2 separate regions of the Homo sapiens genome follow, and region 1 is linked to region 2. Evidence: chromatin loops called from intact Hi-C (ENCODE). Cell type or tissue: ascending aorta. All regions are shown on one strand. Links, peaks and the distances in the headings refer to the core of each region. The heading gives the core; the rest is flanking DNA. Region 1 has its middle 38 kb from the start of FAM156A. Region 2 holds the start of LOC105377209 (a long non-coding RNA gene).

Region 1 (12,173 bases), core at 2,533-10,532, 740 kb before region 2:
GGCTGATTGGCAGGGAACATTTAGCATACTCATTGCGCTGATCTTCCTTACATTGAGATGAGCTGGGTTCTCTTATGCACATTGTCTAGCCCCTCGGGCATGTAACTTTGATAACCCTATTCCTGGACACCCTCCAGATACCCTCACACAAAACTCCTCTGTGGTGTAGGGATTGCTTTCATCACATGACTTTGCTTTATAGTTACTCAAATAATACTCGAATATGGGCCTGGTGTAAAAGACTCCATTAGGCTGGGCACAGTGGCTCATACCTGTAATCCCAGAACTTTGGGAGGCCAAGGTGGGAGGATCACTTGAGCTCAGGAGTTAAGACCAGCTTGGGCAACATAGTGAGACCCTGTCTCTACAAAAAACTAAAAAATGGCCAGGTGTGGTGGCACACGCCTGTAGCCCCAGCTACTTGGGAGGCTGTGGTGGGAGGATCCCTAGAGCCCAGGAGATTGAGGCTGCAGTGAGCTGTGATCACACCACTGCACTCAGCCTGGGTGACACAGTGAGAGCCTGTCTCAAAAAAAGAAGAATAAAAGACTCCATTAGTACATCAGTACACGGACTACATAGGCCATCCCCTTCCTCCACATTCTCTCCCTTCCCAGCTTACCACTGGGGTGAGGATCTGGGTGTTTGCTTGTTTTCTTCAAATACATTTCTCTGTGTTTAAACACACACACACACACACACACACACACCCCAGGTCCCACTATGAACTTTTCCACATTCCCCCATTAAGAGCGTGTCCTGAAGAAGATTCCTTTGACCAGTATAGTCTGGTCCCCTCATTCTGTTCCGTGGCCAGTGACTGCTCCCTGATATAATACAAGTCTCTCATTGTTCATTTACCATCCAGTGATCACTGACTATGAATGGACATTTAGAGGTTTTCCCTGATTGTTTGCTACTATCTTCCTTGTATACTAAGCTCTGTGCTATGTGTATGTTTCTTCATTATACATTCTTTTAAGTGGAATTGCTAGGGAAAAAGAGTTCAGCCATTCAACAACCATGCAGTGAGTGCCTGCTGTGTGGTGGGCACTGGAGAGACTGAGGAAACTGGATAGGAAAATGCCCCTGCCCTCATGGATGTAACATTCTAAGGGCTTACATATAAGGATTTTTCATTTTGATAGATGCTGCTCTGATGTTATTCATCAGTGGTGCAGGAGAAGAAAAGTTTGTTGACTGGCATAGTCACACCACTCATGGGGCAGGAGCTCTGTGGCAGTGGACTCGATGCTTAGACCTTTGCTCCCTTTAAGATCTTCAGGGTCTGGTGATAAGACTTTATCTGGGTGTGTTGTTGGGGAGAGAGGGAGAAAAAGATGGGGAAGGGCTGGTCTACTAGTAATACAGTGGAGGAAGGTGGGAATAAAAGTCTACTTAGCTGTGTGGAAGAGTGGCTGGGCACAGTTAGAAATGCAGTCTTGGCCGAGTGCAGTGGCTCATGCCTGTAATCCCAGCACTTTGGGAGGCTGAGGCGGGCGGATCACCTGAGGTCAGGAGTTCTAGACCAGCCTGGCCAACATGGTAAAACCCCGTCCCTACTAAAAATACTAAAAATACAAAAATTAGCCGGGTGTGGTGGTGTGCGCCTGTAGTCTCAGCTACTCCGGAGGCTGGGGCATGAGAATCACTTGACCTGGGAGGTGGAGGTTGCAGTGAGCCGAGTTCGGCCACTGCACTGCAGCCTGGGCAACAGAGCGAGACTCCATCTCAAAAGCAAAAACAGAAAGAAAGAAGAAGAAGAAAAAAAAGAAATGAAAGTCTTGGGCCCCTCCCCAGACCCACTGAATCAGAAACTCTGAAAGGTGAGGCCCAGCAATCTGTGTTTTAACAAGCTCTCTAGGTGATTCTTGATGCACACTAAAGTTTGAGAACCATTAGAGTAATCCACAGGACCTAAGTATGAAATAGCTGGCCCCTCTTGGATCTCACCTCCTGTGAGTGTGCAGCTGGGGATGAGGCGTGGAGGATGTAACATACCATTGCGGGTACCGGAAATGAACACACCATTATGCGAGATACCATAGGGGAAGGGAGCTTCTATTTTGTAAGAATACAAATGCTGTGTGTGGAGGGACAATAAAGCCCACCCCCGCCCACCAACGAAATCAGCCCCACCTTTCGACAGTAGGGCGGGCGCGGCGGCGAGCGCCCCAGGCGGCAATCCGTCCTCCTGGTTTCCACCCAGGCCCAAGCTGACACCCATTCTCCGACTTCTCGGAGACCCCTCTAGTCCCATTTTTGGCCACGCCCGTCTCCGTTCTACAGATCTGAATAAATTAGGAACCTGCAAAGGGGCAGTCGATCGGTTGTGGGACGATCAAGGCAGGAAGGCATCAAGGACCGCTCTGGGAAGCTCACCTAGAGAGTGCGGCTCTTACAGAGTACAGCGGGATGCACTCGTAGAGCCGGGTCCCTGGGTCTTCGCGCTCGCGCACGGTCAGGCACAGTGGCTGATGGGCGGAAGTTCGTAAAGCGGAGCCTGGGCTTTAAGGACTGGATGACCAGTGGGATCCAGTCTTCAAGACTTGGACTGTTGTTCAGTATGAGGCTAAAGATGCTTCCCAAGTCACAGGCAGGGCTTAAGTGAGACCACTCGCAAGGGGTCATCTGGCGCTCAGTGCGCAGGGCTCTAAGTTTTAGGTCATCACAGATCTGACTTGCAGTGTCCCAAGCACTTCTTTCTTATGTGCCATCTCATTTAATCCCCACTAGCACCTTTGGAAGAAAGCCCTGTCACCTCTGTCGCTGATGAGGACACTGGAGCGCCAAGAAGGCAGATCCCTGGCTGGGGCCCTCCAACCAGGGTGGGGCAGAGCTGGGGCCAGATGACAATTCCCGGAGGACCGCAGTTGGGACACTCCCAGCGCTCATGCTGCCCCTGTCCCTCCCAGGGTCCCTTCTCTGTCCTCACAGACCCAGCTGGGCAGTGTCCTCCCATCTCCTGAGGTGACACTCACCCCAGCGCCTCCTTCAGGAATCCCACCCCGCCCCCTCCAGCCCTAGGCGAATTGCCCTGGACTCTCAGTCTGGGTCTGGAGTTTCATCTGGATCTGGGAGACATTTCCAGTTCTGCCCTAACAGGGATGTTGTGACAGAAACCTGTGTGGGGGCAGGAGAGATATCTGTCCTGCAAAATGGTCTGCACTTTCAGGAAGTGCAGGGAGGGTCCTGAGGGGGTCCTCTGAGGTAGGCCTAGGTGCCGGGTGAGAGGACCGAAGTGGGCGTGAGAGGGTATAACTGAGGCCCCATGACTAGGGCTGGGGTAGGGAGGTAGAGGTCCGTGGTGGAAGGGGAGCCCTGGTGGCTCACAAGGGTGGGGAGCTGGGGAGAGAGAGGAGGTGTGGCAGCTGCCAATTGGAGAGGAAGTTTGGGAGAAAGGACCAGAATGCTCAGAAGGGCCATAATGGGGGTTGCCATTGGCAGTGTGAAGGGAGGACCTCTACTCTCTCTCCAAGATCCAGTTCCCCACAGTGGGTGCTGAGAGATGGCAAAGATAACGGGGTCTAGGGGTCTCCTACTGTGTTCTGGGATTTACCCTGAAGCCCCCATGGGGCAAGATACAAAAGTCACCAGGACCAAAGGTGATCAGGGTTGGTCAGACGATGGCCATTCCTGGGAGCCAGATATGAGAGCTTACTCTCTGATCCCCTCAGTCCCAGAGGGTCCTTCCCCATCCCTGGTGTGAACCTGCCTTCCTCATGACAACAACGGTGGTGACTGCAGACTGTGGGGAACTACAAGATCCAAGGCCTCCCCATAACAGTGTTGGATGGCACAGAGATTCAGCATCACACAGCAGCCCTGAGCTGATTCTTTGTGGGTATGTGTACCAGGGTGTAGCTGGTAAGCTCTTTGTGGGTTGGTGTGTGAGGTCCTTGAGTTATTGTGAGCTGTTACCTTGAGGTAGGAATTCTCTGAGCTGGTTGGGGGTCTGTGTCCTGAGGTGTGGCATCTTTGAGCTGTTTGGTGGTTGGTGTCTAGGGTGAGAGGTCTCTGAACTGCTTGTGGGCACTGTCCTAAGGCATGAGATCTTTGAACATTTTTGTGGGAGGTCTTTGTCCAGAAGGTTAGGTCTCCGAGCTGCTCATATATCAGGATATTTTTGTGAGGAAGGCAGGATGGTCCTTTCTCTCACAGGGGTAGAACAAGGTGCCCTGGTATCAGAGAGATGAAAACATAGGATCCTTATCCTTAGGGAGGGCAAGTCCTCAGTGTAGCATGTAGGAGCCAGTGGTACAAATACTAATGACAATGTCTGCAGACATTAACCCCATCCTTGCTCAGGGCCGACCCCTGTGACAAACCCATGTAACCCATGTTAACTCAATCTGCCAAATTGCCAATGAGGAGCTCACCATTTGCAGATGAGGAGGCTGAAGCCAAGTGAGGGTAGGGCCTGTGCTCACACAGTCCTCATGAAGAGGGAGGAACTGGCTGTAACTTGGACTCACTGGAGGAGACAGGGAAAGGCTCAGGCACAGCCGGGGTCAATGGGAGATGACAAGGAAAGGGGAAAGGAAGAGGTTTGCCCAGGGCCTCAAGGGCCCCATCACTGACTCACTGGTGGGAGGTCTGCCTCTCTGTCTCTCTGTCGCACACCCTGCTTGGTAATGGATGTTGAGAATGCAATCCTCACGTTACCTGTGGAAGTGGTGGCATGAGGTAAAGAGTGGGGAAATACCACAGATTCATCCATTGGCATGAGGTCCACCAGCAAATGTAGAGATTCCTACCTCTTCTTCCCCCTTGAAAGAATTTTTTTCAGGCCAGGCATGGTGGCTCACGCCTGTAATCCCAGCACTTTTGGGAGGCCGAGGCAGGCAGATGGCTTGAGCCCAGGAGTTCAAAACCAGCTTGGGCAACATGGCAAAACCCTGTCTTTACAAAACATATAAAAAAAAATCAGGCCGGGCATGGTGGCTCATGCCTGTAATCCCAGCACTTTGAGAGGCCAAGGCAGGTGGATCACTTGAGGCTAGGAGTTTGAGACCAGCCTGTCCAACCTGGCGAAACCCTGTCTCTACTAAAAATACAAAAATTAGCCGGGCATGGTGGTGCATGCCTGTAATCCCAGCTACTCGGGAGGCTGAGGCATGAGAATCGCTTGAGCCCAGGAGGTGGAGGTTGCAGTGAGCCGAGATCACACCACTGCACTCAGCCTCGGTGACAGAGGGAAACTCTGTCTCAAAGAAACCAAAACCAAAACAAAAAAATCAGCTGGGCATGGTGGCGTGCACCTATAGTCCCAGCTACTTGGGAGGCTGAGGTAGGAGGATTGCTTGAGCCCAGGAGGTTGAGGCTGCGGTGAGCCGTGATTGTGCCACTGCACTACAGCCTGGGTGACAGAGCAAGACTCTGTCTCAAAAAAAAAAAAAAAAAAAAAGAATTTTTTCAGCACTGAGAGTCAGCAGGACGGCAGTCAAGGGCTGGAGGGGGTATGGGGGATTCTGTATACAGCATGAGCCTCCCCATAACTGGAACGTGTCCTTATCCTGATGGGTAGAGGGTCCCAATGTGTGTCAAGGAAGTGGGGCGGGTCTTCCCTCATGACTGAGGCCCAGGCCAAGGGCAGGTGAGTCAGTCCCTAGACACAGTTTCTGGGGAGAGGCTTCCTTTCCTCTGCAGACACAGGCACAGCACCTAGTAGCATGCATAGGGGTCCGGAGCTGTGGATCTAATTCAGCAGGGACAGCCAGCTGCCAGAAGTAGTCTCTCTGCCCTTGTCTCTCTATTACTCTCTTTCTTTCCCTCTATCTTCTCTGTGTCTGTTACTTTCTCTCTCAGACATGGGGCTAGGTGTGACCTCACTCATGCTATCAGGGCCCTTGATCAGCTTCTTCTAAGGGTATCATCCTCTGACATGGATTTTTCTGGGGAGCAGTTGGGAGGATACCTTCTGAGTCTAAGGGATTGTCCAGGAAAGGCATATTTGGCTGCAGAGGGGCTGGAGGAGTCCCTCGGCAAAACCAGGAGCTCTTCCCTATACTTTGAGTGACCTGGGCCTCTGGCCTCTGAAAGAAGCATAGGAGCTTCTCTGCTAAAAACTTTCCCATGGCTCGCTCAGAGTAAGTCAAAGTCCTTGCCATGGCCCAGAAGGTCCTGTATAATCTGGTCCTCATTACCTTTCTGAGCTCATCTCCCACCTCTTCCAGCAACACTGGCCTCCTCACTGTGCCTCACACATGCTAGGCAGAGTTCCACCTCAACACTTTTGCACTGGTTCTTATCTCTGCCCAGAATGCTTCTCTCAGATATTCATCTCCTATTGAAATGTCAATTTCACGTTCTCAGAAAGATCTTCCTTGGCTACTCTTTCTAGATAGGATCCTCCCCTCTTCTATTTCACTACCCTGACTTTTCATTACAGCAATTACCACCACCTGACAAATTACATGCTTACATTTTTGTGCCATATGATCCCAATAGAATGTAAGCTCCACGAGGGCAGGAGTTTTTGTCTCTTTCCACACAGCTGTATTCCTAACACCTATAACAGTGCCTGGCACATACTTTGGACAGAATGAATAAATTAGCAAATGAATAAACCAATGCAAAATTCTGGTGAGAGATATAGCTAGACAGGTTGAGGATTCTGCTAGGGCACATATTCAGGTGTGACAGGATTTATTTGGCCTACTCATTCTCCTTGGGGGCCCCTGAGAGATGGCCCTTTCCCTAACAGAGCTTGAAGGTCCTGCTGTCCCTCTCACCCATTACTGACAGTCAAGGACAGACACCTGGCCCGCATCAGGCCTTCTGAGCCCAGTCAGGAGTTCCATCCCTCCTGCCCCTTGGGGGACTGTGGCTGGGTTCCCAGGCCAGCAGGCCCCCCATTAGATCTATTCTGCATTACCCAGGGAGGGACAAGTGAGCACAATGCCCAGCACGTGGTAAACGTTTGATGGTGGACGCTGCAGGAAGGTAATGGAAGTCTGCTGCTTAGGAACACTTTTCTCCTGTTCAAGATTGCAGTGAGTATACAGTCAGTTTTTGTCCTGACTTTGCCCTCTCACCCTCTGGGGACCAGCCCGGAATGGTCCATGGGTATCTGCATCCACTAGCTGTTCCTTGTTTGCACCACCAAGGGGCGCGCGGGATGGAACAGTTCTATCCTGGGATGTACCACTGAGGGGCGCAGAGGAAGGACAGTCCACTCCGCCTGTCCATTTTGGAATAATCCCTTGTGTGCGACAGCACTAAGGGTCTCTTTAAACCCACGTGTAGCATCCGCCACAGTTCCTGCCCCGTTAGGTCCGTCCCTACTCGCACCACTCGGTTCTCCCAGCCTGTTCGAGGCATCATTTTCACTTTACCTCCACCCCCTCGTTTCTACATAGTCAAATCCCGCTGGGGACCGCAAAGGGGCAAGCGATTGGCTCCAAGATGTGAAGGGCGGGGTCGAGGGCCGTCCCGGGAGGTGATTGGTTACTGCGAGAGTGCCCCGACTAAGCTTTTCCGGGGCGCGGAGTGGCTCCGGATGGACCGGCTAGCCCCTGCCTCCCTCTTCGCATCTCTGGTTCCCATTGGCCTTCAGTTTGTGACAGGCACGACGATTGCGGAGCTGAAGTTCAGGCAGCGGGAGCGAGGAGGGTGTGTGGCTTTTGATACAGTAGAGTTCTTTGGCCTACTCACCAACTGACAGTCCCAAAGGGGCTGGAGATGCCACCCCGGCAAAGTTCGCCCTAGTCATTTGCTTCACGTGAGCTCTTTCAGTCTTGTTTATCCTTAACTCGGTGACAAGCCTAGTCTGGCGCTTTTGGCACGGCACCATCGTTCCTCCCGCTACACTCAATTAATGTCCAGGGAGCGGTCTCTGAGCTTGTTTGGTGTTTGCCTAGGAAGTAATGCGGGTGAAGCAGTTTCGGGGATGTGTATCTTTAGGCATGACATCTCAGATGCTGTTTGGGTGTATTTGATCACTCTGGGCCGTTTGGGGTCCAGATTGTGTCTGAATGGGATATTTTATCTCAGTGGATTTTGTGTGCCTATGTGTCTGGATATGCCTTCTTTTCTTTTCTCTTGTTTGTTTTCAGAGTCTCACTCTGTCGCCCAGGCTGGAGTGCAGTGGCTGATCATGGCTCACTGCAGCCTCATACTCCTAGGCTCAAGCTATCCTCCCGCCTCAGCCTCCCGAGTAGCTGCGACTATAGGTGCTCACCACCATGCCCGGCTAAGTTTTTTATTTTTTATTTTGTAGATATGGAGTCTCGCTATGTTGATCAGGCTGTTTTTGAACTCCTGGCCTCAAGTGATCCTCCCACCTCGGTCTCCCAAAGTGCTGGGATTACAGACATGAGCCACCACGCCTGGCCTGGGTGTGCATCTTCTGAGCTTTTTGGACATTTGTGTCCCTGGGTGTGAGAGCTCTATGTAGGTGTCTGCACCCCAGGATGTGAAGTCTCTGAGCTGTTTGCAATTCTGGGTCCCAAGTTGTGATGTTTCCCAGCTGGTGTTGGTGAGGACAATTTTGCTTAAGGTATAAAGTATCTGAGCTGTTTGGAGGAGGGAGGGGTCTCTGCCCAGAATGTAGGTTCTCTGATTTGTCTGGGGACTTTATCTTAAGATTATGTGATGTTTCTGAGCTACTTGAACTTCTGTTTCTGTTTTGTATTAGGTTGGGAGGTGTCTGAGTGGTTTGGGGGGGGTCTCTGTCTAGGGTGTGAGATATCTGAATGGTTTTAATTTGTTTCCCAGGAGTGAGAACTTTGGTCTGTTGTGTGTGGGGGTCTTTGTCACAGCATGTGTGGTCTCTGTTCTGTTTGGGGGTCTGTGTCAAGTTGTGGGGTCTCTGTGCAGGGATTTTGGAGTCTGTTTCAGGTTGTGAGATTAGTGAGCTCTTTTTGATGTCTTTGAGTATCTGAGCTGTTTGGGAGTCTGTGTCTCAGGAGTGAAATTTCTTACCTTTTTGGCTGTGAGGTCTCGGTCCAGGAACTATGGGTTTTGGAGGCTGGCAGACATGATTTCAAAGCCTGGAGCCCCCAAGTCTTGATTGTGTGACATTGGGCAAGTCACTTGTCTCCTTGAACCTCAGTATGTATCATAATCAGTAAAATGGGGCCAATATCCATCTTGGAGGGCATCTGTGCATCTTAGCAATGTGTGTAAAGGGCCCCACTCCAGCCATCCTTCAACAAGAATTTCCTGAGCGTCTGCTGTATATTTGAGTACTGTTCTAGGTTCTGCAGATACAACAGAGACCAAAACCAACAACATCCCTGATAGCATAGAGTTGGTCAGTAAATATATAGCACATCACAGTGTGGTAAGTGCTACGTAGAAAGTTAAGACAGTGGCTGACGCAGTGGCTCATGCCTGTAATCCCAGCACTTTGGTAGGCCGAGGCGGGCAGATCACCTGGGGTTGGGAGTTCGAAACCAGCCTGGCCAACATGATGAAACCCCGTCTCTACTGAAAATACAAAAATTAGCCAGGCGTGGTGGCAGACACCTATAATCCCAGCTACTTGGGAGGCTGAGGCATGAGAATTGCTTGAACCCGGGAGGCGGAGTTTGCAGTGAGCCAAAATCGCGCCACTGCACTCCAGCCTGGGTGACAGAGTGAGATTTTGTCTCAAAAAAAAAAAAAAAAAAAAAAAAGAAAGTTAAGACAGGGTCAGGTAAATGGGTAAGTGGGCAGGATGTTATTTTATTCAGGGTGTGTGGGGAAGGCATCCCTGGAGAGGTGATGACTGAGCAGAGACCTGGAGGCAGTGAGGAGCAGGCCTTGCAATTACCTGAGGGAAGAGCATTCCAGGCAGAAGGAACAGCAAGTGCAACAGCCCTGGAGCAGGGGAAGCACCTGGTGGGTCTGGGATCTCAAGGATGTGTGATGGTAAAGAAAGGCTCATCCAAGGTTTTGACATGTGGCACTCATTGACAGGTGCCTGGTGTCCCCATCTCTATTTCTCCCACAACCTGAGAGGGAGATGGGGTTCTCCCATGTCACAGATGAAGGACCTGAGGCTCAGAGAAGTGCCCTGAGCCTGCTCTCCTGCTCACACCTGAAATTCCTAAAAGAGGGATGACCTCCTATTGTGCCACGGGAGACACAGGGCTTGAGCCCACAGCTGGAGGGAAGGTGCCATCCACACTGAAAGTCAGCCAGCCAGCCAGTAGAAATTATTTATGATAATACAGGAACCATGGCCAGCATGACATTTCTACTTCCAGTGGGAAGGCAGGACTTTAGGAATGAGAAAGGAACTGGGATGGAAGAGAGAGGCAGAAGGGGAAGGTGGGGGACAGTGAGGAAAAACACACTGATTGAGAAGGGACCCTGGGGACTTCTGGGATGGTGATCGACCTTGAACTATATGGTTGTTACATGAACGTGCAGCTTATTGCTTGTCATTAAAACATACACTTAACGTTTTATACACTCTCAGGCAAAAAAAAAAAAAAAGACTCACAAGTGAAGCAGAGTGCTGTGGGAAGTGGGAGTCGCGTGAGTGTCCCTGACTCCTGCACACAGGCTCGCAGTGCCCTGGCCTGCTGGTGTGGACCACACAGCATAGGCGGCCTCCTTCCTGCAGAACCTCCCCTGGGCTCCAGGTCTTGCCTTCTATCCTGGAGGCTCCAGAGGCTCCCTCAGGCCTGTTTGTGGAGATTGTCTGGTGGGAAATCCTCTATCCTGTGCTCCTGACGCCAGCCATGGAGCAGGAACACCACCTCTCAGGGGATAGACAGGATCTGCCCATTTTGTCCTCAGATGTTGGGGTCCATCTCCCCTCAGGCCTCATTTACACCCACAATAGCCCAGGACATGTGGGCTTTGGGGCCTGGCAGGCTTCATAGAAGCCTGGAACCCCAAGCCCTGGTGGTGTGACTTTGGGCAAGTCACCTGTCCTTGACCAGCCTCAGTTCCCCATTCATAAAGGAGGCTAATGCCCGCCAAGCAGGGTAGGTGCAGGTTTTGGGGAAAACATGTGTACTGCCCTCCTCCCGAGCCCATGTTAGATGGGTCTAGTAGTTGAGGCAGGGTAGGAGCAGGGGCTGGAGTGACATTGGCAGGGACTAAATTGCCCCGGATCAGACGGTGGGCAAGTGGCTTCAGCTCTCTCTGCCTCCCTTTGCTCGTCTGTCATCAGGGTACTAACTTTCCCTCCTCACAGGGTTATGTGAAGGAGAGGTGAGACAACTGGTCAGTCACCGAGAGCAGTGCCGGGCACAGGGCAAGGCTGAGTACAGGCCCACTGTCATCTCCCTGGCTGGAATAGGTTCTAGCAATAATGACATGGATGTGTTTGGGGGGCCACTATTCTGCCTACCACTTACCCTCTTCCTTGGCAAGCCTTGATGGTAACTGTCATTGTCCCCATACTGGGGCCACAGAGGTAGACAGATGGACCTTAGCCTCCAAGAGAGTGAGTGCCCACCCTGTAGAGGAGAACAGCATGTCGCAGGCAGTTCACAGAGTGATGCCTTTTATATCACTATTGTGATGGTTAGTTTTAGGTGTCTGCTTGATGGGGTTAAGAAAAACCCAAATAGCTGGCAAACCATTATCTCTGGGTGTGTCTGTGAGGGTGTTTCTGGCCTTTGAATCAGTGAACCGATGGAGGAAGATTGGCGTGGGTGGGCATTGTCCGATCCCTCGAGGGCACAGGTACAACAAGAAGGCGGAGGAAAGGGGAATTTGCTGTCTTCTGGAGTTGGGACACCCCGTCTTCTCCTGCCTTTGGACATAAGAACTCCGGGTTTTCAAGCCTTCAGACTCCATGAATTATGCCTCTGGCTCTGCTGGTTCTCAGGCCTTTGGACTCAAACTGAATCACACCATCCACCTCCCTGGCTCTCCAGCTTGCAGATGGAGATGGCAGGACTTCTCAGCCCCCACAGTCACATGAGCCAATTCCCATAACAAGTCCCCTCTTTGGTTCTGTTTCTTGGGAGAACCCTGACTAATACAACCATTCATACCAATACTATCGGTATTCACCTCACCGTGATTCTGTACCAGACACTGGCTGACCACCTAACATGAATCATGCTTTTCTCACCCAACTCCGTGACTGTCAACTCTACTTCTATCACCCATTCACAGGTGAGGGCCTTCTGTATTCTCATCAGCCCCAGCTCCGAGCACAGTCCTTTGCCGAGGCCTTCCTGGTCCTCCTCTTCCTCCTCCTCCTTCTGACCAGGGCCAGCATC
Region 2 (12,173 bases), core at 1,332-9,331:
TTTGGAAGGTTGGAGCTCTGGGGACTTGTTTTTCTACCATATTGGGAATAGTTTGCCTTTATGAGTTCTAAATGTAGCCCCCAAATTCAACCGTTGAAGAGGGGCCTTGTACATTATGGAGAAGCAGTTGCCCATACCCTCACAGTGAGGTGCTCACTCATGGCTGCAAGGGACTGTGAGACAGCATCTTGGTTACGTTCAGTGAAGAGGTTGTCGTTGATATTATATGTTCCATGCTTTTCATGATCTGTCACGTGCCTACATTCCCACCTCATCCTCTGCCTCCCCAATGTGTACCTTTTGCCATAGTCACTGTGCTCCTCTAGGGAGCAATGAGTGCTACTGAGTAAACACATGTACATTGTCTCTGCATGTGCAAGGACCCTTGTGACAAACACATCTATTGAGAGTCACGATTCCATGTCTGTGGGTGGCCTCCCATGATAATCCTCTTAGTTTCCACTCTTTTGTTTGCTATTCTCTGGAGTCAGATGGATAAAGCTTCAGTTTCCCAGGTAACCAACCATGGATCTGAGCTGAGTGACCCAGTGCCGATGTGAAGAAGAATGTTGCCAAGACAACGGAATCCATACCCCTTTCCAGCACTGAGGCCTTCCTCCCTCTCACTACCTGCTTGGATCTCAGGTGAGAATGGGAATTTGCTATGGCTAAAAGCGAGGGGATAGATGTGTGGTAGAGGGTTCCAGGAGAGAGGAGAAATCTTGGGATCCCCTCAGAAGGGACTGGAGGGGGGACAAGAGTCACCAAGAAAGCCTGCTGCTGGGCACTGAGATCCCAGGAGACAATGATGACTATGAAAATGCAGTGGTTCTAACATGTGGTTCTGTGATTTTCTCCAGCAGTACACAGAGCTACGAATATTTTCTGACTCTAAGCTCCAGGGCATAGACCCTGAGAAAGAATTTCTGTGTTCATAAAGGGCAGTGGAGCCTGGTATCACTTGTGGAGGGCAGCTGTAAGCCTTGAGGAGGCCCTGCTCACCTCAGCAATAACTCTCATCTGTTACTCCACTCTGTGTGTCTCTCTTCTGGTCCTCTCCTCTTTCTGTGCTCTGTTGTCAGGGTCAATTTATAACAGGTTAAAATTGTCCTCGGTTAAAGGAGAAGAGGAGGCAAGGATGTCTCAATGCCCTCTTCCACGGACTGATAAGACAGTGGGCAGAGGGGGAGCTGGAAGAGATGGTGTGCAGAGACCACAAATTAATTCGTGCTTCTCAGACCTGATTGGGGGCTTTGATGCATTTACTTGCTAAGACTGATCTGATCTTCATTATGAATGTATAACCTCTGTACTGGACAAGAAGGTGAGAAAATACTGGAGTTATGTTTAATCTGGTGTCAGCTGATGCTATCATGTGAATGGTCCATTTGTATAAATGCTCACCCTGTTTTGCTGAAAATGATCAGTCTCCCAGTTTTCTGCCCCACCTCCCTACTCCTTTCCAAGATGATTAATGGTGCGTATGGCTTTCCAGTCTTCATGGTGATAATGGGAAGGGGTCGGTGACATCTTATGTTGATTGCAGTGTTCTCGGTGGCTTGTGAGGGAATCTGGTGCTCCCAGGCTGACTCGGCCTTGGCCCACCCGTGCTGGCATCAGCAGACCCCTCTGAATCTGGGCCTCATCTCCCTCCCACATCTGGGCAGGGCTGTCCACACCACAGCCTCAGCTGCAGGGTCACCTAGCCCCTATCTGGCTTATGCTTGTTTCATGGTAGCACCCCTGGCTCTTGAATCAGCCACTTCCACAGTCCCCCTCTCAGAGAATGTTAGCTCCCTGCAGGAACCAAGATCAGCTCCAAAAATAGAAATTCCTGAACTCCAGCCATTATTCTAACCAAGGAGCTCACTATTTCATCCTGCAAAAGTAAACTTCTGAGTCCTAAATTTCAGTTGGGCAAAAATCTCTTTATTTGGAACTCCCTTCCACTTCTCTGACACACCTGTCACATGTAAGATAAGGCCCTTAGAAGAGAGACTGGGATGAGACACTGTCTCCATGCCTTCTACTCCCCCATGACTGGAACAGAACATTCTTTTGTTTTCCTTATCTTTCATGTTGACATAAGGATTCCCATATTAAATCCAGATCATAAAGGGAAGGCTTTAGGATTTGTACTTTCTCTTGTAGAATTCAAATTTATTTGGAATGTTTGAAGGAGATTGACTAACAGATAAAGAAACACAAAATGGAAGGGATTACCAAATACAAGTCAATACACTGTCAGTAGCAGGACAAGCTCTCTGTAAAAATAAACTTGGAGTTCAAAGGGAGTTGTATTAGTCAGGGTTCTCTAGAGGGACAAAAGTAATATATATATATCTATATGGGAGTTTATTAAGTAGTATTAACTCACACGATCACAAGGTCCCACAATAGGCCATCTGTAAGCTGAGGAGCAAGGAAGCCAGTCTGGGTCCAAAGCTGAAGATCTTGGAGTCTGATGTTCGAGGGCAGGAAGCATCCAGTATGAGAGAAAGATGTAGGCTGCGAGGCTGAGCCAGCCTAGTCTCTTCACGTTTTTCTGCCTGCCTTACATTCTGGCCGCACTGGCTGCTGATTAGATGGTGCCCACCCAGATTAAGGGTGGGTTTGCCTTTCCCAGCCCACTAACTCATATGTTAATCTCCTTTGGCAACACCCTCACAGACACACCCAGGATCAATACTTTGCATCCTTCAATGCAGTCAAGTTGACACTCAGTATTAACCATCACAGGAATCATCACGCTTTAAAAGGGGCCTACAAGGTGCTGCATCAGCGGTTTTTATATGTGTGTACAGAGAGCGTCACTTCTAAGCTATCTCTCCCCACCATTGTCTGGTAACTCCTGAGACTACTTGAGCATCAGAGACAAACTATCCTGAAGCTTGTGGTGTGTTCGCGGAGTTACAAGGGCAAGCTCAGGTGTCTGTTCATGTCTGTATTAGTCCTGAAGCTTTGTGGAGGCCTACATGACCTATTCATTAGCTAACATCTTCCTCATTCTCCCTCAAATTTATTGTATTTATGCCACTTAAAATATCAATAAAATAATTTTATGATTAAGAAGAAAAACAAGGCAGGGCAAAGAGGAGAGAAGACAGGGAGGGAAATAAAGAAGGAGGGAGGAGAGTAGCTTTGAGAAGGAGGGAGGTGTCAGATGTACTGAAGGCATCTGGACATATAGTGTAAAAGGATGAGGACGTGATCATAGTGTTAGGCAATATGAAGGCCATCGGTGCCTTTAACAAAAGCATTTTTCTGTTGAGAGGTGAGCAGGTAGAAGCTGCATTGAAGAGGTTTGTAATGATAATGATTATAGAACAAGGGAAGACAGATTTGCTGCTTGGAGCATCAGGGAAATGTGTCATTACCTTGGAGAAATATGGGATAAGGAACTGATTTCTGTTTTATTACATTTTGTATAAAATGTCAGAAACAAGAGCATGTTTATAGATGACAGAAGAATCCAGAATAAAGAAAGAATGTGACAATTCAGGAATAAGGGATAATCACTACAAAAGTCTCTACCTTGAGAAGGTAGAGGGCATGGGATTCAGGTGAAGGCCCGGCCTCAAGTAGGATCCTGTCACTTCCTCCAGTGGGGCAGCTGAGATTACAAGTGCAGGCCCACTGCTGTTGGGAAGTGGTGAGAGTTTCTCTCCAATCGCTCCTGTTTTTTCAGGGGAATATCAAGGAATATCATGAGAAGAGTTGGTGCTAGTCCTTGTGGGGGCTATTGTAGGGAGAGGAGAGAGAAGGTACACTTGTGGAGGGTGCACATTGTTTGTCTACTTGGTTACAGGGGGGCGGGGGAAGGCAGGGGGTTGCCAGGCGAGTAGGGAGGAAGGAAAATGAAGAGATGCGTTTGAGGAGCGAGAGTTAATAGCTTTGAGTAAGCTGGGTAAGGAAGGTGAATGGTGAGGAACGCGGTTGGGGTCAGTGGACAGGCCTCCTTGAGGCTGAAGGCTGTGGATGCTGGGACATTGGAGAGAGGGAGCTGTTAGGACTGGATGGGGTGCTGCCCATGATGAGAGTGCGGGATGCAAGAAATAGACATCGTGAAGGGGCGCGGTCTTTCCTGAGGCCCAGAGCATTACCGCGCGCGGAGGAGACTTAGGTGGGGAGGAGGAGGCCCCCTCAAGACGGAGGAGAGCCGGCCGCGGCCTGGTCAGCCCCGGGGGCGCTGAGGTCGCCGGGGAGGATCCGTGCTGTGAGGGCTGAGAGGAGGACAGGGCGTGCGTCACATGAGAAGCGTGTCCAGGGGCTGGCTGGGAGAGTGTCCATGGGATTGGCACAGGTCTCGAACGTGAGGCGGCTGGTGCAGCCATGCAGTAGAGCCTGGCCTTCAGCGGTCGCGAGCCTGAGCCATCAACTCTCAATAGCAGGGAAGGAGTCCTGCGGCTGACCCTGAGGAGACTAGCGCCTACCTCCCCGGACTCCGATGCGCAGGCCCAGAGCCCGTCAATCCTAGGCCAGCCCCGCCCCGAGAGCTGCTTTTTCCGGTGGCGCAGGAACTTCCTGCTGGGTTGCTATGGTTCCGAGGGCGGGACTATGGGAGGCTGCCTTGTACGGCCGGTTCGTCGGGGCCTGTCTGACCGGTACTAGTCTATTCTCTGGTCCTCATCTTCATTCTGCGTAGCTTCCTCAGGTTAGCTCTACCGGCTCTTTGCCGAGAAGCAGTAGAAAGGATGAATTTTCTTCCGCGGTTGGTGGCGCTTCATTCTTGTGGCCTGCAGGTGGCAATATTGCTCCATGGATACGCCCAACTCGCCTCTCCCCCCGCCCTTCTTGCTTGAAAAAAATGCCGCGGAATCTTTTTTGAGAGAAGAGGTTGGTTCTTAAACCTGCCAAGTCCTGCTGCTGGGGCTGCCTGTTTTTTAGGGGGTGAAGCGGAGCGGGTAGTGTCTCTTAAGAAAACTCAGAGCTGATGAACAAAATCTTTTTGCTTTTGAAATTGGCATTCCTCTTGAGATGATGCCTAGGTTCCTTAGTAACTTGTATTTTGACTTCTCTCAATGGTCTTGTCATTCACTGTCCCCAGGTTGTACTGGGCTTTGTGGACCTGGTTTTATATTGATAAATGCACGCACTCTTTTATTATGGAAGTGACTCAACCTCACTGTAGAAAATTTGGAGGACAAATACAGTGTAATAAAGAAAGCCAGTCTTACCCTCAGTCCCATCACCCAGCAATGACCACTGATAATATTTGTTGTTTCCTTAGAGTTTTTCATTCCCAAAGGTGCATTTTAAACACGAGTTCATATTCCATCGTTAGTTCATCTTTTTTAAACTCAGATTTTCAGTGTGAGTTACCGTGTCCTAAAAATCATTTGAAAAATGCTTGAAAATTTTTATTCATTTCCCATTCTAAAACAATACACAGTCTAGAAGCGTCGAAAAAATACTTAATAACTGAAATGGAAAGCAAAAATAACCCCTGACCCCCTATCTCATTGGTAAATGTGATCATGTAACCTTTCTAAGAACAGAAACTGTGATTGTTCTGCTTTGTTTTTGCTCACCATTGCCTTTTCGGCAAACTGACAAGAGTGTAGAGGAGTGTTCTTAACATACAGTTTTGAATACATGAACAAGTACCTTATTTCTTCCAGATGTTTATCTTTGTAAATACGGTGTATTTTTAAATAATGTTTGGATGATACTGGATGAAACAACGTGGCTTCCCCCTCACCCTTCCACTTAGCACTTTATTGTGAGCATTAAATTATTACCATTTTGAAAAAAGTTTTGCTGGCTGTTTTACACTCTACCCAGTTTGTCTTTTATTTCATTCTTGCACTGGAGGCAGGAAAACGTTCTGTAAACCAGCGTATAATCTTGTGTATGATAGACCGGTGATCTGAACGCCAGTGCCCTCTTTGAGGAACCCCAAGAACCTTGGCAATTTACTGCTTCTTCCTGTATCACAGTTTCCACGTGAGCAAAATGAAGGTTATAATAGCACGTGCTTCATGGAGGATGGTGGTCACCATAAATAGCACAACAGGTTCTTAGTTCCTGGCAATTGTAGACATATAATTATTGTTGTTGTTATCTCCAGTATTCACAACAATGTGTGTATTAGGATTTGCAATCCATGAGACCGAGTTTGATAAAATGTACTCTTCAGATTTACATAGAGCTGACACCTTTCCTTCAATTTCCCATTTCTGCCTTCTAGTAGAAAATTCATACTACTAGTTTTTAGGGCCATTCAGTCAAGGAAATGTGTAGGAGGAAAGCACATTGATAGATTTCTTAAAGTTTATCCCTTCATTAAATGAAAAGAATACTTTTGCACACATATATTTTTTACCATCTCTGATTATTTATAATAGATTTCCAAAAATAGATTTACTGGTTTGAAAGGCATGATCGCTTTTAACTCTCTTGGTGCATTGCAAGAAACACAATACCCATTTATATTGCCACTGACATTATGTGAGAATTCTTGTTTTTTTTATACCCTAACCAGTATTTATCAATGTTTTAAAGATAATTATCTTAATGATTGTAAGTTATATGTCAAGATACTGATCTTCCATTCTGTCACATACATTGCAAATACTTTTCCTGGTTTTTGCTTCCTAAATGTGTAGTTTTCAGAGGCATAGATAATTTTACTTTTATGTAGTCTTCTCAATCTTTTTTTGTGTAACTTCACTCTATTCTTAATAGAAGGCTGAAAAGGCTCCCTAACCACCTGTCCTGTTACTTATTTTTATCCCCATTCTTTGTGATTTCAGTTTCCTAAGTTACGGTTGGCTGCCAACTACTTGGCAAAATCTGAGAGGATTTCCTACTGACTAAGAGGCTGACTGAAATGGCTTCCAGATTTACATTAGTTAACACACCTTTTAGTAGAACCTGGAGGTGCTAGAACCTGGTGTGACAAGGCCAAATGGGTTACCATAAATGAGGATTTAGGCTAACCTTGATGCCCTATAGATACAAGAAGGTCTTTTAAATGGTATATTGAAGTTTATCCCTCTCACAGTTACTGGGGAACAGTCTAACCCTATTGACAGAGATGGAATGAATCTTTATTGTAAATCACTTTAAAGAATGCTCAGGGTTGGGAATTAATGCTAACATCAGCATTGAAATTACCACCTTTTTTGTTAATAGCCCTAAGCCTGAAATATCAGCTGCTGTTCAGAAGCAGAAAATAGGCTGGCAGACAATACCCATTCATGAGTTACAACAATTAGTCCAGCATTTTGAGGATACCCTGAAAAACAAAGATAAAACTACATGCAAAAACTTGCAACACTACAGCTTAACTTGAGGGAAACAAAAGACCCTCCACAAATACAAAACAGATAGGCAAGAATACTTGCATATATTGGGAGGAGGATGTTACTATGCCTACAATTTTATTGCTTTGACCAGGACACAAGCAGCCCAAAAAGCTGCTCGATTGGAAACAATATGATTCCCAAGGAATCTGTCCTTAGTGTCTCCAATTGCTTTTGATTTAGCAAAGAGAAAGAACTCTGTTAGTAAATGGCCATTGTATTAATCACGGTTCTCCAGAGAACCAGAACAAGTGTGTGTGTGTGTGTGTGTGTGTGTGTGTGTGTGTATTTTAAGGAACTGATACATGATTGTGAGGCTGTCAAGTCCAAAATTGCAGGTAGGCCAGCAGCCTGGAGACCCAAGGGTTGACCTTGCAGCTTGTGTCTGAAAGCTATCTCCTGGCAGAATTCCCTCTTCCTTGGGTAACATCAGTCTTTTTTCTATTAAGATCTTCATCTGATTGGATGAAACACACCACCTACATTATGCAAGGTAATCTGCTTTATTCAGTCTATTGTAATCTCATTTTAAAAATATCATTATAGAAGCATCTAAAGTAGTGTTTCTATGGCCTAGCTAAGTTGACATAAAATTAACCATCACGGTCATCTACTTTTTTATAGACATTGGAGCCACAGTCTTCACCAATAGTTCCTCCCAATTTCTTTCCAACTTACCTTGAAGTAATAAAGAGATTTCAGTGGTGTGACTTACCAGTTGAATATATTCTTTCTCTTTACCCCTTTGCCCACCTCTTTAGGTAACTTCACATCTTAACTTGCCTTTCTCCTCAGTCTTTCCACCCAGTCCAACCTATCAGGATAGGATGTTTTGGCTCAATGAGGAGTCATGATTAGGTGCATATCTGAAAGATTTTTTCTTGATCTCCCTGAATGGGATGACCCAATGTACCATCTTATGGTGGCTTCCCTTTTCTATCCTGCACTGTTTCCAACTCTCTTATCCCTAGAATAACCTTAATTTTCTGATTTGTTTTTTTCAGTACCCCATATTTTCTGGTCCACATCATCTGCAGACATGGGGTAAATAAGTAATATTAAAGCCATACAAGTCAATACTGACACCATAATGCTTCTGCCTAAATTGTCCCAGTATCTCCTAAAACTGTAAGTGTTGGAGGGAATACAGCCCATTGTTGCAGATTTCATAGCTAAGGGCTTACTCATTCCTTGTACTAGTCTCTGCAGCACCCCATCTCCAGATAAGAAGTCCAAATGAATGTGAATAACTCTATGAATAAAGATTTAAGGGATATAAATTACATAATGTACACATTTCCCTTGGTCCCCAACACAAATATTATCCTAGCTTTTCTGCCTCCAAATTGAACATAGTAGTAGGTCTCTCTTTAGCCTTTTTTAGTATCCCCTTTTCCTTACTCCCACTGTCTTTTTTTCACATAGAATAAACAATACGCTTGGACTATGATGCTTCAAGGCATCACTGAAGTTCCCTCATATTTCTCTCAGGTTTGCAAACTAAGATACATATAAAGAAGGGAAAAGCATCAGAGAAGAAATAGTGAAGGTAAAATAACTTTATTTTCCTTATTAATTGGTCGAACAGATAACAGTTTGTTCAAAATAATAATAGCAACAGTATATCCAGTTATGTATGCTTATGTGTAAGCACATATGCTTATGTGTGCTTATGTATAACTGAAATGAGTGATAGCTATTATAGAAGGGACCAGAGGAAATAATTAGAATATTTTATTATTACAAGGTATTCAGACTACCCATGAAGCAGTATAGTGTTATTTGAAAGTGGACTTAGATTAGTTGTAAGTACATATTGCAAACTCTCTGGCAACCAGTAAAAACAGTTACAAAAAAGAGGTATAACTGATATATTAGGAAAGGAGAGAAAATAAAATCATATAAAATGCTCAAAGCCACGAAAGGTAGAAAAAGAGTGGAAGACAAAAATCAGAACAAAGAACAAGGGCAATGAATAGAAAACAGTAGCAAATATGGTAGCTGTTAATTCAACTATATAAATAATCCCTGTGAACATCAGCCTTCGAAATGCACCAATTAAAAGACAGAGATTGACAAAGTGGATCAAAAAACAAGACCCAAATATATATTGTCTCAAGAAATGCACAATGAATATGATGACACATACAGATTAAATAGATGGAGAATTATATGCCATGCTAACACCAATCAAAAGAAAAGAATAGCTGTATTAATTTCAGAGAGTAGACTTCAGTGCAAGGAAAGTTATCAGGAATAAAAGGGGTATTCCAAATGATGAAGGGTCAATTTTTCCAGAGGACGTAACAATCATTAACATGTATGTGCCTAACAAGAGAGCATCAACATATGTGAGGTGAAAACTGATAGAATTGCAAGGAAAAATGGATGAATCCACCATTATAGTAACAGACATCAACATCTCTGTATCACAACTGACACATTCAGCAGGCAGAAAACCAATAAGTATGTAGTTGAAGTCGATAACACCATAAATCACCTGGTATGGTGGATATCTATAGACTACTTAATGCAACATTAGCAGAATATACCTTCTCAAATTTTTATGAAACATTCACCAAGCTAGACTCCATTATGGACCATAAAACATACCTCAACAAATATAAAAGAATAGAAATCATACAAGTATGCTCTTAGACCAAATGGAATTAAATTAGAAATTAGTAACAAAAAAGCTGGAAAATCTTCAAGTACTTGGAGAATAAATAACATAATTCCGAATAACACATGTATCAATGAAGAAGCATCAAAGAAATTTAAAAATATTTTAAATGAAAATACAGTGTATTAAAATTTGTGGGATGCAGTGAAAGCAGTGCTCAGGGGAAATTTGTAGTATTGAATGCATGTATTAGAAAAGAAGAAAGATCTAAAATCTATAGGCTTTCACTGTAGGAAACTAGAAAAAGAAGAGTAAATTAAATCCAAAGTGAGCATTAAAAAAATAAAAAGTAATGCAGAAATCAATGAAAGTGAAAATAGAAAATCAGTGGAGAAAATCCATGAAGCCAAAAGCTGGTTCTTTGAAAAGATCAATAAAACTGACAAGACTCCAGCTAGGCTAAGAAAAAAAAAGAGAGGAAACAAATTACTAAAATCAGAAATGAAAGAGGGGACATTGCTATAGATGCCATGGACCTTAGAAGAATAATAAAGAAATACTATGAACAACTCCATGCCCACAAATTTGATAATCTAGAGAAAATGGACCAATTCCTTGAAAGATACAATTTGCCAAAACTTACAGAAGAAATAGACAATCTGAATAGGCCCATATCTATTTTAGAAATTGAATCAATAACAACCTTCTAAAACTAAAGCATTAGGTCAAATTGAGTTCAGCAGTGAATTCTGCCAAACATTGAAGAAATTTTACCAATTATTTAGAGTATCTTTTAGAAAATAAAAGCACAGGGAATACTTGATAATTCATTCTATGAGGCCATCATAAACCTAATACCAAAGCCAGACAAAGACATGACAGAAAATTATAGACCAATATGTCTCATAAACATAGATGCAAAAATTCTGAAATTTTTCAAATTAAATCCTACAATGTATCAAAAGCATTATACATCATGACCAAGTGAGATTCATCCCAGGTATGCGAGACTGATTCAACGTTCAAAAATCAATTAATGTAATTCATCACATCAACAGGCTAAAAAAGAAAAACCACATAATCATATCAATAGACAAAGAAAAAGCATTTAACAATGTCCAACACCCATTTATGATAAAAAAAAAACTCTCAGTAAACTAGGAATAGAGAGGAATTTACTCAACTTGGTAAAGAACATTCACAAAAACCTGCAGCTAACATTATACTGAGTGGTGAGAAACTACAAGTTTTCCCACTAGATCAGGATTAAGGCAAATAGTTCCCCCTCATCACTGCTTTTCAACATCATACTGGAAGTCCTAGCTAATGTAATATGACAAGGAAAAGGAATAAAAGGTTTGCATAACAGGAGAGAAAAATAAAAACTTTTTGTTCACAGATGACGTGACTGTCTCTGTAAAAAATTTAAAAGAACTGACAGAAAAACTTCTGGGACAGCTAAGCAATTATAGCAAGTTGCAAGATACAAGAAAAATCAATCACTGTCATATATATCAGCAGTGAACAAGTGGAATTTGAAAATAAGAGCACAATATAATTTACATTAGTATCCAGAAAAATGAAATGCTTACATATAGATCTAGCAAAATATGTAAAAGATTTATATGAGGAAATGTACAAGTCTCAGATGAAAGAAATCAAAGAACTAAATAAATGTAGAGAGATTCCATATTCATGGGTAGGAAGACAATATTGTCAAGATGCCAATTCTTTTCACCTTAATCTATAGATTCAGTGCAATTCCAATCAAAATCCCAACAGGGCGATTTTGCTGGATTTCCATGGAAATTTACAAATTAATTCTGAAGTTTCTGCTGAGAAAAAAAATGTTGGAAGACTGCCCAACTTTAAGACTTACTATAAAGCTGCAGTAATCAGGACAGTGTGGTATTGGTAAGAGAACAGACACTTAGGTCGATGGAATAGAATAGAGAGCCCAGCAGTAGTTCCAATACAAGTATATTCAATTGAGCTTTGACAAAGGAGCAAAGGCAATACAATGGAGTAAGGTAGTGTTTTCAGCAAACGATATTGAAACAACTGGACATCCACATGTAAAAAATGAATCTATATACAGAACCTACACCCTCCACAAAAATTAACTCAAAGTGAATCACCAACCTAAATGTAAAATGCAAAATTATGAAACTACTAGAAAATAACATCGAAGAAAATCTAGATAACCTTGGGTTTGGTGATGACTTTTTAGATATAATGCCAAA

The links. Peaks named below come from ENCODE experiments on the same cell type or tissue, not always from the same donor. Only the 100,000 strongest peaks of a DNase experiment are listed, where the experiment ranks them.
Region 1: a loop joins it to region 2, with 8 times the contacts of the local background. A loop is called at or near these places in 3 of 110 quality-filtered maps.

The regions. Positions count from the first base shown.
Region 1 is chrX:52,990,856-53,003,028 of GRCh38, reverse strand. It overlaps a transcript of FAM156A not described here. Among named protein-coding and RNA genes, the nearest start is that of FAM156A, 38 kb to the right of the region's middle. In ascending aorta, for the core only: a CTCF peak has its summit at 7,123; DNase peaks (open chromatin) are centred at 7,108 and 7,458; H3K4me3 peaks cover 2,045 bases; H3K27ac peaks cover 2,265 bases.
Region 2 is chrX:52,254,220-52,266,392 of GRCh38, reverse strand. It overlaps LOC105377209 (a long non-coding RNA gene), which reads left to right and starts at 462. Exons shown (of 4, transcript XR_938385.3): 1 at 462-645. RefSeq lists enhancers at 3,716-4,215, 4,216-4,717, 4,530-4,889 and a silencer at 4,585-4,843. In ascending aorta, for the core only: a CTCF peak has its summit at 4,721 (motif pointing right); DNase peaks (open chromatin) are centred at 4,492 and 4,782; H3K4me3 peaks cover 1,233 bases; H3K27ac peaks cover 916 bases.